5 separate regions of the Homo sapiens genome follow, and all the other regions are linked to region 5. The links are chromatin contacts, found by Hi-C or POLR2A ChIA-PET in ENCODE. All regions are on one chromosome and are shown on one strand. The core of a region is the stretch at or near the end of the contact, and the rest is flanking DNA. Distances in the headings are between cores, read along the strand shown.

Region 1 (2,700 bases), core at 193-2,692, 2.4 Mb after region 5:
GGGTGGACCTTTTAGGGGAAAATGTCTAGCAGTAATTGACCAAACCAGCAAATAAACTCAACTTTTACAACAAATACTGATGTTCCCCCATCCCTCAAAGGCCTTTGACACTGAAAAGGAATACCAATTCGGTCTCTTCCAATTATTCATTACTTTACATGCATGTAAACTGTAGAGGAAATTTTTAAAGGGCCATTGAGGAGAGCCCAACAAACTCTACCCAAGGGAAGTGAACACCAGTTCCCAGGAAAGGTGCCAGGTGTGTCACATCTGCTGTGGTGACTTCTTGAGTAAGCAAGAAAAAGAAATGCATTAACTTTTCATGACACGTCATGGAACCTCATTCCCTATCTGCAAGCATCCAAGCAGGTAATCCAAAACCTACATACAGATCTATCATAGGTCCCGTTCGTTTCTCTTTCAACTTGACAGCAAGCTTCCTTTAATCTGCGAGTATCAAAAAGACATTTCTTGGCTTTAGTTTTTTTTTTTTCCCTTGACCCACAGAAGACAAAATGACTTAGGTGTCCTCTTTAAAAAAAAAAAAAACAAAATTCTCACAAATGCCCAGGTTTTTATAGGAGGGCAATGGACCCGGCGAGCTCTTAAACAACTCCTCCAAGACACAACTCAAAAAGAGAACTAATAAATGTTCAGTTGCTTCTCACCATCTACTCATTCCCCTCAATCCCACGCAGTCCCGAAAAGCATCCATATTACCTGAAACCTGGCGGGGAGGATGGAAGGAGAGAGAGCCAACAAGCTCAGGATTTACAAGTAAAGCTGGTTTCTACCCCGAAGATCCTGACAGCTCCGCAGAGTGCGGGCGCAGGGTCTGACAGTGCCCTCTAGAAGGGCTCTCCCACCCCATCCCCTCCCCTTAGAGACAAGTCCTCCTTCAAAAGTCACTGCCTCCGAGAGAAGATACCCCTTCACACCGCCCCAGGCCCCTCGGCAGGCTTCCTCAGCACCCGCCCCGCAGTCAGGCCCTCTAACCTGACCCGGTCCAGGCCCGGGCGGCTCACCCCTCCGGCCCGACCCCTCCCCCGCGCGGCCGCCCCTCCGCGTCAGACAATGGGGCCCGACTCCCGGCCGCCAGCCTCTCCTGACCCATCACCCTCGCCTCACCCCAGCCGATGCCCCGACTTCTGCCCCAACCCTCCTCGACCCCTTTAAGATCCCCCAAGCTGGCCCACGGACCCAGCCGACCGGTGCTCTCCTGAACTCACTATTCGGGATTCATGCTGGACATGTCACTGCAGCTGCCGCCGCCGCCACCGCCGCCCTTGCTGCCGCAGCCGCCGCCCTGACTCTCCGCGCCACGGGTAATCGAAAGAAAGGAATGAGATAGGCTGTTCCGGGAGAGCAAACGTCTTCCCCTACTCCGTCCCCTAGAACACAATCAGCAGCCGCCGCCACTCAGCTATCGCTTCCACCCAAAATGGCCGCCGGCGAACCAGGAAATAGGGAAGCCTTAGACCGAGGGGCCTTTACACGGCCCAGAGGGCGGCCGCACCGCCTGGCATGCCGGGAAAGGGAGTCGCGAGCGCGGCTACGCGAGCTGAGGACAGACAGTGCGACGCAAGGCCAGGACTCAGCTTCCCGCCAAGCGCCGCGCCTCTGGGGCATGCGTACCTGAAGGGTTGTCGCCCGCCCCATTCCCCACTCCCTCACCTCCCCACCCTCGGCCCCTCCCTGCTCCCCTCCCCTCTGACTCGCTGGCTAGGACTTCGCTCGGACTCCCCCTGGCGGATTGGCTAAGGCCGAGCTGCCCTAGTGATGTCATCAGTGAGACGTGGCAGCCGGGCGAGTCAGCGCCCCACGGGGGAGGGGGCGGAGAGGGGCGGAGGGTGGTGCCGGCGGCCGACGGAGGCTGGGGGTCGGGGGAGGCAAGGGACCGGGGGGAGTGGTCAAACCGGAGGGACTGCCGGGGGTGCGGGGGCGGGGAGGGGGCCGGGGTACGAGCGTGTCGGCTCCTGCCTCCGTTGCGGCTGTTGCTGACCTGACCAGCTTGAGGCTTGCGCCACCCTGGTGGCGCTGGTTGGGGGCTGGTAGGAGGACGTCCGCTCTAAGAACAGAAGGGAAGTCAAGGGGCTCCCTGGACGGCACGGAGCGGTTCTTCTCGTCACTCACCCATCCCCACCTGGGTTCGGTCATCGTCCATTGTTGGCCCCGCGCACTACCATTTTCTTCTTAGATTTCTTCCCATTCTTACTGTGCCCCGCTCTTAACTCGTCAGCCTGGCTATTGCAGTAGTCTCCAAATGGACTCTACCTCTCTCTCTCCTCTCCGCCCCAGCCCATTTGCACACACAGTCGGATGTATCTTTCTGAGACAGCACCTGCATCGTGACCCCACAACCTTCAATGGCTCCACATCCCATGGATGGGAGGGACACAGCCCAGAGCCAGCCTAAAATCCAATTCCTACCTTCGTCCCGGCCTTCAGGTTGAATTGTAATGTATTATCTTTTAGTTGCTACTAACCCTGAGCCATTCTGCAAGACTGGAAAATAATAAGCAATAAAAATAGGCAATTCATCACTATATAGTGCCTACAATTTCTGGGAGTAATATTAACTCATTTTTAAAAAACCTATGGCCTTAACAGCTCTCTTTAATCAGCTCAGGAATTTAAATCTCCGCTAAACTTTAACACATTATCTTGAGTTATTTAATTACAAAGGGCATAGTGTAATAC
Region 2 (2,700 bases), core at 14-2,513, 2.0 Mb after region 5:
TGGCAGCATGGCTCCCTTGTGCTATGAGGTCTTTCAATAATTCAGTCTTACACTCATAAAAAAGGTCACATGATAAAATTTACTAAACAATTCAAAAAGGTTTTGTGTAAGTCTTCCTGAAACACTCTGGAAGGTTTTGGGGCTTATGACAAGCATTTCTTTAAGACAGCATTTACATTTAAGTCACTTTTCATCTTTACTACTTTGGGCTGATCATAAACACATTTCTGCTCTTTAAAAAGAAATATTTCTGTAGCAACTTGGCAGATTTCGGTACAGGAACAGTCTATTCTTTAAAATTAAATTTAGTAACAACTTATTCTGGTTACTCTGAAAGAGAAGGAGAGAATGAACTATTAAGAGGCCTTTCCTGTACTTTAATGTTTCAAAACATGTTTGGTTTGGCCTCATTTGAATCTTGTGGACAACTAGCCCAGAACTTGACTCAAAAAGAGTAATACCATTTTAAAACAGCTGAATTCTAAAAAGCAACCTCAGAAGCCAACTCTGAGCAACTATTTCTCATAATTTTTACTTTTATTTCAAACAAAATATGAAAGATGCATATGGCAACATCCTCATAAAGCATATATAGACAGGTATTTGTACTTCTGAGCTATGGACAACCAAGAAACCAAATCAAAATTTTACAAAATTCTGTAGTATGACATTGCTGAACAAGCAATGAAGTACACAAAAGATGGATATCAAAAGAGAAATAATCCATATTTCTCTCATATCCTTAACATGCTCCATTGTGTCCAGTGACTGAGAAATTTAAAACTCTGTGTTGTAATGCCTCCCTGTAACAGAGGTGAGCTAAAGATGAAGTGTCAAGCTGGATTTCCATCTTACCTTGCTTTCCCCCAACAGGTTCAAAGACTTCATAACCTTTGATACGGACTTGATATTTTTTCAATAGGGAACCCATAAAACTATTTTCAAATAAAAACACTAAGCAATGCCACTAGACAATCTGTCTTTCTCTGCTTTATCGCTGCCCTATCGCCACGCATTAAAATTAAAAATACCTTTCTGCCTTGCCTTTATTGAATAAAAGTTTAACTTTGAATTAGAAGAAAACGTACCCATCGTCCCTTTTACACTTTTTGCAGGTGATAGAATCTATCAGATCACATTGGTGGCTATCACTGCTCTCTAAGCATCCTAAAGACAGAAAGCATGCCATTACCAAATGTTTTATAAGCGTTATAATGCCCCGATGGTGGAAGTCTGGCAATACCTAGATATACAGCAAGGCTGGTGAATAAGGAGCTGAGGGGCGGAGGAAGCGGGAGCGAGGGAGGGAGGAAAGGAGGGAGTCGCCACCTTAAATCCACGCCGGACCGGGAACCTGCAGCCCACAACCTGATCCCTGCCCTCCCCAACAGTGGACCGGCCACCACATTTTTTCAGATCCTCCTCACCCAACCCAGCACAGCACTCACCCTTCTGCGAAGAAGTCGGCACCCAGTCCAGCTCCGAGACGGGTCGGGGTGGCAGCGAGGGAGGGGGCGTCTGGGCTGTGGGCGGGGGGTGTCTGTGCGTCACTCGAGTACAGGACGGTGAGTTCGAGGGGTGGGAGCGCAGAGGAGCGGGGAAATCAAGTCACGGCCGAAAAGGGAGAAGGAGAAACGGAGGGGTGGGGTGATGGAGCGCCCCCTCCCTAAAATAAACCCACCGGCCCCTACGATCTCTGCCCCAGAGAGGGAAAATAAAATCAGGGGAAATAATAGACCAACCAATAAATCTCTAAAACGACGAGGAGCGAGGAACAGACTTTAATTTAAAGGGGGGAAAATTGAGCGAGGGCTGGAGGGGAGACAGAGGGAAGCGGCTCTGGGTCTATCCCATGCCTTTGCAGTCCCCAGGCAGAGGAGGAGGCTGGCTGAGGGGAAGTTGCAGCGGCTCCCGAGGAGGAGGAGGAGAAGGAGGAGGAGGATGTTACACCGTAACAAGTACAGACAGACAGCCATGGATCAGAGGGGCGCTGCAAGCAGGAGCAGGGGCGGCCGCGGCGGGGCGAGCGGCGGCGGGCGGCAGCACCGCCTGCTCGGCTCGCTCAAGACATTTAATTGGATTGATGGGTTGTGCAGTGACTCACAGACTTTACAGAGTCGTACAGCAATCCCCGCCCAGCTGGACAGGGGTGATGCGGCGGGGACGGGCGGGGTAAGGGGGCCGAGAAAGAGGTGAGCTAGGAGGCGGCGACGAGAGGGTGAGGAGCTGAGGGGGCGGAGCGGAGCGGAGCTACCCAATGGTGAGGCCCATCGTTCCGACGGGCGTGGGCCTCGACCTATGGCGGCGCGGCTCGTTAAGCGGCTGGCTGCACCCCTGGCCCAATGAGTCTTCTAAGGACACTGCCGCGAGCGGGGCGGGGGCAGTGGAGTGGGGGGTGGGGAGAGGTGGGTGGACGTTCAAGTGTGGGGTGGAGGGAAGGAGGAGGCGCCGGAGACCCGCGGAGTCACTCGGCCCTCCTCGCTCCAGAAGTGCGCCTTCTGCCAATCCGAGCGCCTCGCGGGAGTGATGGACGCGAGCGTGTGGCCAATGGGGAGGAGAGGGCTTCCGCAGCCGGCCAGAGGGGAAGGAGCGGGCGGGCCCGGCCTCCTCCTCTCCACCAGCTCCTCTCCGGGCCAGCCCTCCCCTCCCGCGCGGCTCGGGTCAGTCACGCAAATAACAGTGTGAGGGCCGGGGCTGCGC
Region 3 (2,700 bases), core at 109-2,608, 2.5 Mb after region 5:
CTTAATATTTATGTGTTGAGGGTTCCATATAAGATTAGATTTGAATAAAGCACTGTATGCCTTTAAAAAGGTTTGAAAATCACTGGTCTAATAAAAGAACAGTGAAAACTGACAGGCAGCTATATTATAAAAAGAATACTGGATTGAGGGTTCATGATGACTGTTTTATTCTAGTTGTTGAACATGTACAGCCATGTCGAAGGAAAAGTTCTATTTCTCACCTCTCATAAAGGATGGCATTTTAAAGGTGAATTTTAATGTCATTCATCTAATAAATATTTGTTGCATGCAATAAGCACAATGTTATTCATATATTCATAGTAAAGTAATAGGGAGAAAGGAAGTACGGAATATCCTGAGGATATCAGCTGTCATCAGAGATGTAACAAGCTGGGTCTCAGAGCACAAGTTTGCCAATTGATTAAAAAGGAAAAAAAATGAGGCATCGTAGATAGAATCATAGGTCCAGAAGAACAGAATTAGAAATAGCTACCACTGAATGAACATTTCCTCCATGCATAGACTTTTATCCTCACCACACCTATGGAGATAGAAGTTATTATCCCCATGCAGACAGGGGTATGCCAAAATCACAAAACTCGTGAGTGGCAGCGCCACGTTTGAAACTGGGGTTGTCTGATTTCAAAGCCAAGGCTCTGGGTTCACAGAAGTACATGTACTTAAGAGGTGTGAAGCAACATGGGACTACTGGAAGGAGGCGGTGAGCCACGAGGCTGGAAATGCAGGCACCTGCTCTCGCTCACTTGACCATAGAGCAACTTGGGCAAAGAAGGGGTGGGCTGACATTGGAGTATGGAACAAACGCATGATTTCAAATAAGCATGTGTGTATCCATCCCAGTTCTGTCCGCTGAAAAGGCCTAGAAGCAATAACACACCAAGCCCTGTCGAATGGTGGGGTCCGCCAGGACCTCCAGGCTTGCTCCCCGCCCTACCCGCCAGCTTCTCCGCCACATTCCACTGCCGCAGCAGAACCGGTGTCCTTCACCTGCCTGCGTCTTCTGCAGTTCGTTAAGCAGCGCCCTTAGCTCCTGTGACACTTTAGGGAGAAAGCCGCAGCACCGGCGATGTTGGCCGCCATTAACGCCCGGCAAAGCGCCCGGAACTAGAAGCAGCGAAGAACCCGGGTGGGCAGCGACCGTGACAGCCGAGCCGGAAGCGGAGCTGCGGGAGGGGCCTCGACGCTCCTCCATCTTTTATTGGAGCTCACCGCTGCCAGTCGCGCTGCCTGCCCGTCCCACCCTTTTCGTGCAGGCATTCAGCTAAATGACGGGCGGAGCCCGGCGGCGGCTTCCGGTCGGGGGAAAAAAGTTGGGCCGAAGGAGGGGCCGGGAAGACGCAAGAGGAAGAAGAGAAAACGGCCGGGCGGCGGTGGCTGTAGGTTGTGCGGCTGCAGCGGCTCTTCCCTGGGCGGACGATGGACAGCCAGGGCAGGAAGGTGGTGGTGTGCGACAACGGCACCGGGGTAAGGGCCGCGCGAGGAGGCCTTGGCGGCCACAGACGCCGGCGGGGACGAGCAGCTGGCGCACGGGCCCTCGGCCCCCAGGGCTGCACCTCCGGGCCCTCGGGGCGAAGGGGCGCGGGGCGGTGCCTCCCACCTCCGCGGGCGTGGGAGCGAGCCGGCCGTTCCCTGGTCTCCCTTGAGCCTGCCACCCATTTAGCCTGCCACCCCCTCACCCTTCCGGGTGGGGGCGGCGGGCGAGACCGGCACTGGACATGGAGCCTACTGACCGCCCGGCAGGGACCTGCTCCGCGCTAATGCGGGGGCAATTGGGCTAAAGCGGACGGAAGCGTAAAAGGCTCGGTTTGTGTGTTCCGAGAAGGGCTCTTTTCCCCAGGGCCACCGGTTTGTAAAAAGGAGAAAGACCTAGAGGCCTTCCTCTTCCTGTATAGTTGAAGATACACCAAACGAGAAGCAGGAAGCGGGTTTACTTAAAAAAAAAAAAAAAAAAAGGGAAGTGCTGTCATGGAGTGTGGACCTCAGCCCTTTCGCTGTGTTTGTTGGGCTTTTTATTAGTTTTTTCGAGGGAAGGGGTCCAGATCGGCAGCGCATCGTTCACTTTTTGTTTTACATACTAGTATTTGGCCCAGGAGTAGGCCCACGGAGACCAGCATGTTCCATTGAGTGGTTTTGGGTGACCTAGGATCCCGCAAGACTCAAGTGTTAATTCCACTAGCCTTAGGGGAAGTTAATTAGTGTTGATTATCCCACCCCCAGCCCCCTTTTTTCCCTTCGTTTCAGTATACAGGTAATGTTAGCCTTTAAGATTCAAAAATTGTAAAATCTGACTAAAGCACTGATTTAGAAACTATTTGAAAATTGTTTCTGTAATCCCAGCACTTTGGGAGGCCCAGGCGGGCAGATCACCAGAGGTTAGGAGTTCGAGACCAGCCCAGCCAACGTGGTGAAACCCCGGTCTCTACTAAAAATACAAAAATTAGCCGGCCGTGGTGGTGCTTGCCTGTAATCCCAGCTACTTGGGAGGCTGAGGCAGGAGAATCCCTTGAAGCCAGGAAGCGGAGGTTGCAGTGAGCCGAGATTGCGCCACTGCACTCCAGCCTGGGCGACAAGAGTGAAACTCCGTCTCAATTATAAAAAAAAAAAATTGTTTCATTCAGACCTCCCTCTTGCCAGATTAAAAAAAAATGTATTTTGGGTAGCAAAGTCAGCAAATTAGAA
Region 4 (2,700 bases), core at 139-2,638, 2.7 Mb after region 5:
TCACATACACACACACACACGCGCGCCCCCAGCGCGATGCCCCGCACGCCCCCGCCGCACACGCCTCGGTCCGCCCCGAGCCGCCCGACCCCGCAGGACGCGTGTGCCGGCCACAAGCGCGTGCACAGGCACTCACGCGCCGCGGGGCCCCTCGGGCGGCTCCAGCACGCCGGCCCGCGCGGGGACCCTGGCGCACCAGACCCCCGCGCAGCCCGCGCCTGTCCTCCTCTCGCTCCGCCGTGTTTTTTATGAATGAAAATGTGGTATGCAAATGAGAGCGATTCAAGAAAACGAAATGGCGGAGCCTAGGCCCCAGTGGGCTCCGGAGCGGACTGCAGGGCTCGCGGGGCGGCGGGAGTCACAAAGTCACTGTGCAAAAACCCACCAGCCCCGGGAAGCCGGAGTGGGGGTGTCAGGTCTTCCGCTCTAGCCGCCGAGGATTTCGGGGGCGGGGGAGCTGTAAGTCCTCCGAGAGGGAGCGGAGACCGCCGGGAGGTCACCCGCACGCCCTTGGCCCCCGGAGCTGCCACCAGCCCGCCGACCCTAGGCGTGCGCCCGCCAGCCCGCAGCAGTTTTTGCCCTCTCCTCACTTCAACAAGCAGGGAAGCCTCGCGTCCCAACGCCGAAAGGTCAGCGAGTCGCTGCACCCCACGCCAAGTTCACCCAATAAGCGTCCCCGCCCGCATCCTCAGCCCCGGCCCCCACGCTGCCCCTGAGGGGCACCCTCGTCCCACCCCGCGACCAAACTTACTCGTCTGGGTGTGTTTCTTCGGTCATTTTCTTGTTCACCTAGACGCCTGTCCCGCGGCGGGCAGCTTTGCTCCCTTCATCTTCCTGTCCGCTCGCCCCCCTTCTTCACATCTCCGGAGATCGCCTGATTTGGGGAGGGGGGGCGGCTAGAGATGAAGAGGGCGCCGCAGCAGAAGGGGAAGCAGGGCGCGGGATAGGGTTTGGGGGAAGGGGTGCAAAGGCAGGCTGCGCGGGGAGTGAACGCCGCAGCGCCGTGGGGAGAGGCGGGCGGAGGCTCCGGGGGCTCGGGAGCGGGCAGAGGGGGCGAGATTTGGGAAGGGGACGGCGGTGGGGGAGAGCAGGAGAAAAACAAGCGCGCCTCGGAGCGGCAGGGACTGCTGCGAGGAGGAGGAGAGCGCCGGCCGCGGGTGGGGGGGCTCAGTCCGGGGTCGCCCCCGGGGGGCCGGGCCAATCACGGTTCCGGGGAGCGGTCGGCGGCCGGGGGAGGTGCGCCTGGGAGGCGGTGCAGGGCGCCCCGTCCGAGCCCCATCTCTCGACTCCACCGATTTACTCCATATTGGATTCTCACCGCCGCCAACAGGAGGAGGAAGTAGGGCGGAAGCGATGACGTCTTCCCAGCGGCCAGAGGTGGTGGAGTGCAAAAAGCTTCCTACTTGCGACCGAAAAAAAGGGAGAAGAAAAAAAAAAAAACTTTGTCCCGCCTACTGAGCACGCCCCGCTTCCTCTCCCCCTCCCTCCTGGCTTCCACTCCCGGGGGAGCCGCGGAGCCGAGTTGTTTGCTTGCGCCGCGACCGTCTGGCTCCGAATCCTCCTTGATTAGGGCTCCGGGTTTTAGGAAGCCCGAGAGGAGGGAGGAGGCGGGAGCGGAGGACTCGTACACATCTGGCTCCCGTTTTTGCCCCCTCCCTCCTTCCAAACACCAAGATTAAAAATCGGGGGGTTGGGCGGGGGCAGAGATGGGAAACTCAAGGGAGGGGAGGGAGTAAAACAGCTGAAGAGGTGCTCAGGCTCAGAGGCACAACTACCCCCACCGCGGGGTGGGAAGGTAGGGGCGGCGCAGGTGCCAGGGGCTGGCTTCTCCAGCCCAACCCAACCAGAGAGGGGAGGGGGTTCGACTTTGCCAAGGTTCTGAAAGGCAGAGGCTTTTCCGTTTCACGTGAATCTTGTGATTTTTTTTCTTTTTTGTCTCAATAGAGGAATGGATTTTTGTTTTGTTTTGTTTTGAGATGGAGTCTCGCTCTGTCCTCAGGCTGGAGTGCAGTGGCGCGATCTAGGCTCACTGCAACCTCCACCTCCTGGGTTCAAGTGATTCTCCTGCCTCAGCCTCCCGAGTAGCTGCGACTACAGGCGCGCGCCACCACGCCCAGCTAATTTTTGTATTTTTAGTAGGGAGGGGGTTTCATCATGTTGGCCAGGATGGTCTCGATTTCTTGACCTCGTGATCCGCCTGCCTCGGCATCCCAAAGTGCTGGGATTATAGGCATGGGCCACCGCACCCGGCCAAGGAACGGATGTTTTTAAGAATCATTACTCATGCAAAGAAAAAGGTCAACCCAGCACAGCCCAGAAACGTTTGCATTTCCGTAGAAATTATGGAATTTCTCGCGTTAAGAAGCAGCCCCGGCCGGGCGCGGTGGCACACGCCTGTAATCCCAGCACTTTGGAAGGCCGAGGCGGGCAGATCACCTGAGGTCGGGAGTTCGAGACCAGCCTGACCAACATGGTGAAACATCGTCTGTACTAAAAATACAGAATTAGCCGGGCGTGGTGGCGCGTGCCTGTAATCCCAGCTACTCGGGAGCTGAGGCAGGAGAATCGCTTGACCCCAGGAGGTGAAGGTGGCGGTGAGCCAAGATTGTGCCACTGCACCCCAGCCTGGGCAACAAGAGCAAAACTCCATCTCAAAAAAAAAAAAAAAGAAGAAGAAAGAAAGAAAGAAAAAGAAACAAG
Region 5 (2,700 bases), core at 123-2,622:
TCTTGATTCTTCAACATGTCTCTCCACTTTGTCTTGGCCCCCAATGTCTACAGATGGACTCAATTCTCACCCATCACTGCTCTCTCTTCCTGTCCCTGAAAGAATCCTCCCTAGACCCTAACACCTTTCAAGCTACTTTGTCCATGCACCCTGCTTTCCAACCTTCGTAAGATTGAATGATCCTTGTTTCCAGAACCCATCCCGCTTGCTTTCTTTTTATGTTAGCTTGCCTCTCTTTTTTTTCCAAACTGTCTGCCCATAGCTTGCTGATGCGCCTACTTCTCTGATTATTCCTTCTCGGTCTCTTTCCCATTTTACTCTGTTTATTCCTTAGATGCTAGGATTCCCCTGAAGTTTCATTCTTTGTCCTCTTTCTCCACACCAGGGGTCTGTGAACCACCTAAAACTGAAAACAATTTTTTGTGTTTTGAGACAGAACACTTTTTCCCCCTTGAGAAAGTATCTGTAGCTTTCATATTCTCAAAAGGGCCCTTGGCTCTTTTAACAAGATTGAGTGTCCCTGCCCTCACTCTGCCTCCTCCTTTTTGCCTTTGACCACCCTTTTTATATGCTAGCTGTTCCCAAATCCATCTACAGTTCTCACTAGGGGCAAAAGAGTCCGACAGCGAAGAGGAAACCAAGATTCAAAGAAATGTTGAAGACTCCGAACAATAAGAAATTGTACTGTACACATTTTGTGTCTAGCTCAGCTGATTCAATCCCACTGAAGACCAGTTGACTCTATGTTGGGCGGGGAGCGGCCGGGGTGTCGGGGGGTGCCTGACAGGGTCATTACTTCAGGTTGTCAGGTAAGATCCCAGGAGGAACTGGTGAAATAAAGGCTATGCGCAAAAACCCTAGTTGCCAGTGGCGGAGGAGAGGGCGCGCCCAGGTCCTGGCGGAGATGAGAACAGGAGAGAAACCCACAGGCAGCTGCACTGCCCACAGCTGCAGCGAAGCCAATCTCTAGGTCTGCAATCACCCTTAGGGGCCAGAAACCCAGCCCCGCACCAGCGGCGCCTTTGACGGACAGCCACCTTCTGCAATCACCTTGCAGTTCACTATAAACACTCCCTATTCCTCCCGCCTATCGCTTCCCTCTCCAAGCCAATCAGAAGAACGGGCGGGATCGTCCTTAGTCGGTTCCTTCTTTTTTTTTTTAAAAAAAAGGTAGCCTGTGCGTCGCATTCCGGCTTCGGGGAAAAACCACCTCCCGAGCAAGGGCAAGGCGGAGCCCCTGTGATGGGCAGGCAGTTCTACCAATGAGGTGCCCCAGCCGCTGTAAGACCCGGCCGCCGAGGTGGGCGGGGCACGCGCGGGGCCTGGCCAATGGCGGCGGGGCGGTGGAGGTTGAGCTGCCGTGGGTAGGGTTAGTGTGAGAGGTGCGGCGGGGGAGGTAATGATGATGGTGGCGGAGGAGAAAGGCGGGGGAGGGGGTGCTGGGCGCTGAGCGGTGGCTCTGGCAGGGCTTGGTAGGGTGGGGGACGGTCGCGGGGCGATCTGTCAGGGAGGGGGTGGGCGTGAGGGGCGCCGTCCGCCTGAGGGGCTGCAGATCCCGGCTACCGCGAGCGCCGTGGCTGGCTTGGCTGTTCCATGTGGCTCCGGCGGGGATGGAGGACTCGGTGGCGGCGGCGGCTGCTGCTGCGGCGGCGACGGAGGAGCGGCTATGAGAAGGGAACGGGGCCAGACTCAGCCCGACAGCGGGATTAGAGGTGTGAGGAGGGGGCGGGAGTGGACGAGCGGCGGGGCCGGGGCTCGGGGTCCGGGCTGGGGTCTTCTGGTATCGCCTGGGTGACAGGGACCGCGGACGAGCCACCGCCTGTCTCCGCTGGGGGGCAGGGGTCTGGGCTCCGTGCGTGAGGAGACTGGGCTCCGGCGGACTGTTTCCCTGAGGATGGGGGAGGGAGGCACCGCACCCTGCACAGTCCACTTGCCCCGCTGGTCATTGCTTCACCCCCAGGCAGGAGTTTCCATTTCCCTCCGGTTGGCAGCGAAGGAGCCCAAGTGGCCTGGAGCCGGGACATTGCCCTCTCTCTGCCTGGAGATTTCCCTCCACTCCTCGTTCCCCATCCATTTCCTCCCTCCGACTGAAAAATAGCATTCCTCCTGGCTCCCTAATTTGTTCCAAGCACATATTGTCGGACTTGAGGCTATTAATTATCGACTGAAAAACAAAGTTTATTAAAAAATACTCCACTTCTCCCTCTTTCTGGCGGTGGACATTAAACAGCATCCCTAGACTTTCCCGCTCTGCTCGCCCTTCAGTGATGCTAACAGGGGGAGGTAGGGCCCCGAGTTACCGTCTCTCTGGATTGTTGTTGGTGCTGACTACCTGATGTGTCGCTCCACGTCTTCGGTGTGAATTGTAATTTCTTCCTTGGTGTCTTGCATCCTTGATGTTACTGGCTTTTGAGGTCAGTGTTTTGTTTCATTGTTTAAAAGACATGCAGAGAACTGGGATGGTCTTTTGCAGCGTTATTTAACATGGGTGGTTAGTCATTTCTCATGATTCTCTCCTCATATTCTTTCTCTTTTTGTCTTTGTTTTGCTTTTCAGCCCTCCAGAATACCCATCATATAGCCCCTGAGGTGGCATGGTGATGTCTCCATGAGGGAACCCCTTCCCACTCATCCTGTCACGTATATCATAGTGTTCTTGACTGGGCCATTCATCTAAGATGGGATTTACCCTGTGAAACAG

What was found. Hi-C counts contacts between places; a loop is a spot of excess contacts on that map. ChIA-PET counts read pairs that join two places held with the same protein, here RNA polymerase II (POLR2A). Pooled maps may share reads with other maps.
Region 1: a map of naive thymus-derived CD4-positive, alpha-beta T cell shows a loop between it and region 5 (25-fold over the local background). The contact joins the promoter of RAB1A here to the promoter of EHBP1 in region 5. A Hi-C loop is called at or near these places in 1 of 168 maps with a recorded cell type or tissue (naive thymus-derived CD4-positive, alpha-beta T cell) and 9 of 50 pooled maps. POLR2A ChIA-PET finds 5 or more read pairs at or near these places in 1 of 52 experiments (CD4-positive, alpha-beta T cell).
Region 2: a loop to region 5 is called in a map of CD8-positive, alpha-beta T cell, with 9 times the contacts of the local background. The contact joins the enhancer-like site here to the promoter of EHBP1 in region 5. A Hi-C loop is called at or near these places in 2 of 168 maps with a recorded cell type or tissue (CD8-positive, alpha-beta T cell and naive thymus-derived CD4-positive, alpha-beta T cell) and 6 of 50 pooled maps.
Region 3: a map of CD4-positive, alpha-beta memory T cell shows a loop between it and region 5 (14-fold over the local background). The contact joins the promoter of ACTR2 here to the promoter of EHBP1 in region 5. A Hi-C loop is called at or near these places in 1 of 168 maps with a recorded cell type or tissue (CD4-positive, alpha-beta memory T cell) and 11 of 50 pooled maps. POLR2A ChIA-PET finds 5 or more read pairs at or near these places in 1 of 52 experiments (T-cell).
Region 4: a loop to region 5 is called in a map of B cell, with 19 times the contacts of the local background. The contact joins the promoter of SPRED2 here to the promoter of EHBP1 in region 5. A Hi-C loop is called at or near these places in 3 of 168 maps with a recorded cell type or tissue (B cell and CD8-positive, alpha-beta T cell) and 11 of 50 pooled maps.

What each region holds. Positions count from the first base shown.
Region 1 is chr2:65,128,664-65,131,363 of GRCh38, forward strand. It overlaps RAB1A (RAB1A, member RAS oncogene family), which reads right to left and starts at 1,443. Exons shown (of 6, transcript NM_004161.5): 1 at 1,230-1,443. The coding sequence starts at 1,252. RefSeq lists enhancers at 711-1,225, 1,222-1,481, 1,226-1,739 and silencers at 1,042-1,091, 1,592-1,941.
Region 2 is chr2:64,748,833-64,751,532 of GRCh38, forward strand. No RefSeq gene overlaps it. Among named protein-coding and RNA genes, the nearest start is that of SERTAD2, 96 kb to the left of the region's middle. RefSeq lists silencers at 1,490-1,559, 1,891-2,700. Within about 2 kb of position 1,264, at least 36 of the 41 ENCODE cell types and tissues checked have a DNase peak (open chromatin) inside an H3K27ac peak, as active enhancers do; they include CD8-positive, alpha-beta T cell, where a contact is called at or near this core.
Region 3 is chr2:65,226,473-65,229,172 of GRCh38, forward strand. It overlaps ACTR2 (actin related protein 2), which reads left to right and starts at 1,359. Exons shown (of 9, transcript NM_005722.4): 1 at 1,359-1,485. The coding sequence starts at 1,438. It overlaps LOC124907779 (a long non-coding RNA gene), which reads right to left and starts at 1,127. Exons shown (of 2, transcript XR_007086461.1): 1 at 1,009-1,127. RefSeq lists enhancers at 350-1,239, 1,240-2,128, 2,201-2,290 and a silencer at 1,511-1,700.
Region 4 is chr2:65,431,211-65,433,910 of GRCh38, forward strand. It overlaps SPRED2 (sprouty related EVH1 domain containing 2), which reads right to left and starts at 1,389. Exons shown (of 6, transcript NM_181784.3): 1 at 752-1,389. The coding sequence starts at 777. RefSeq lists silencers at 1-241, 272-321, 1,092-1,291.
Region 5 is chr2:62,704,341-62,707,040 of GRCh38, forward strand. It overlaps EHBP1 (EH domain binding protein 1), which reads left to right and starts at 1,373. Exons shown (of 23, transcript NM_001142616.3): 1 at 1,373-1,712; 2 at 2,557-2,700. RefSeq lists an enhancer at 1,080-1,219 and silencers at 1,250-1,509, 1,630-1,709.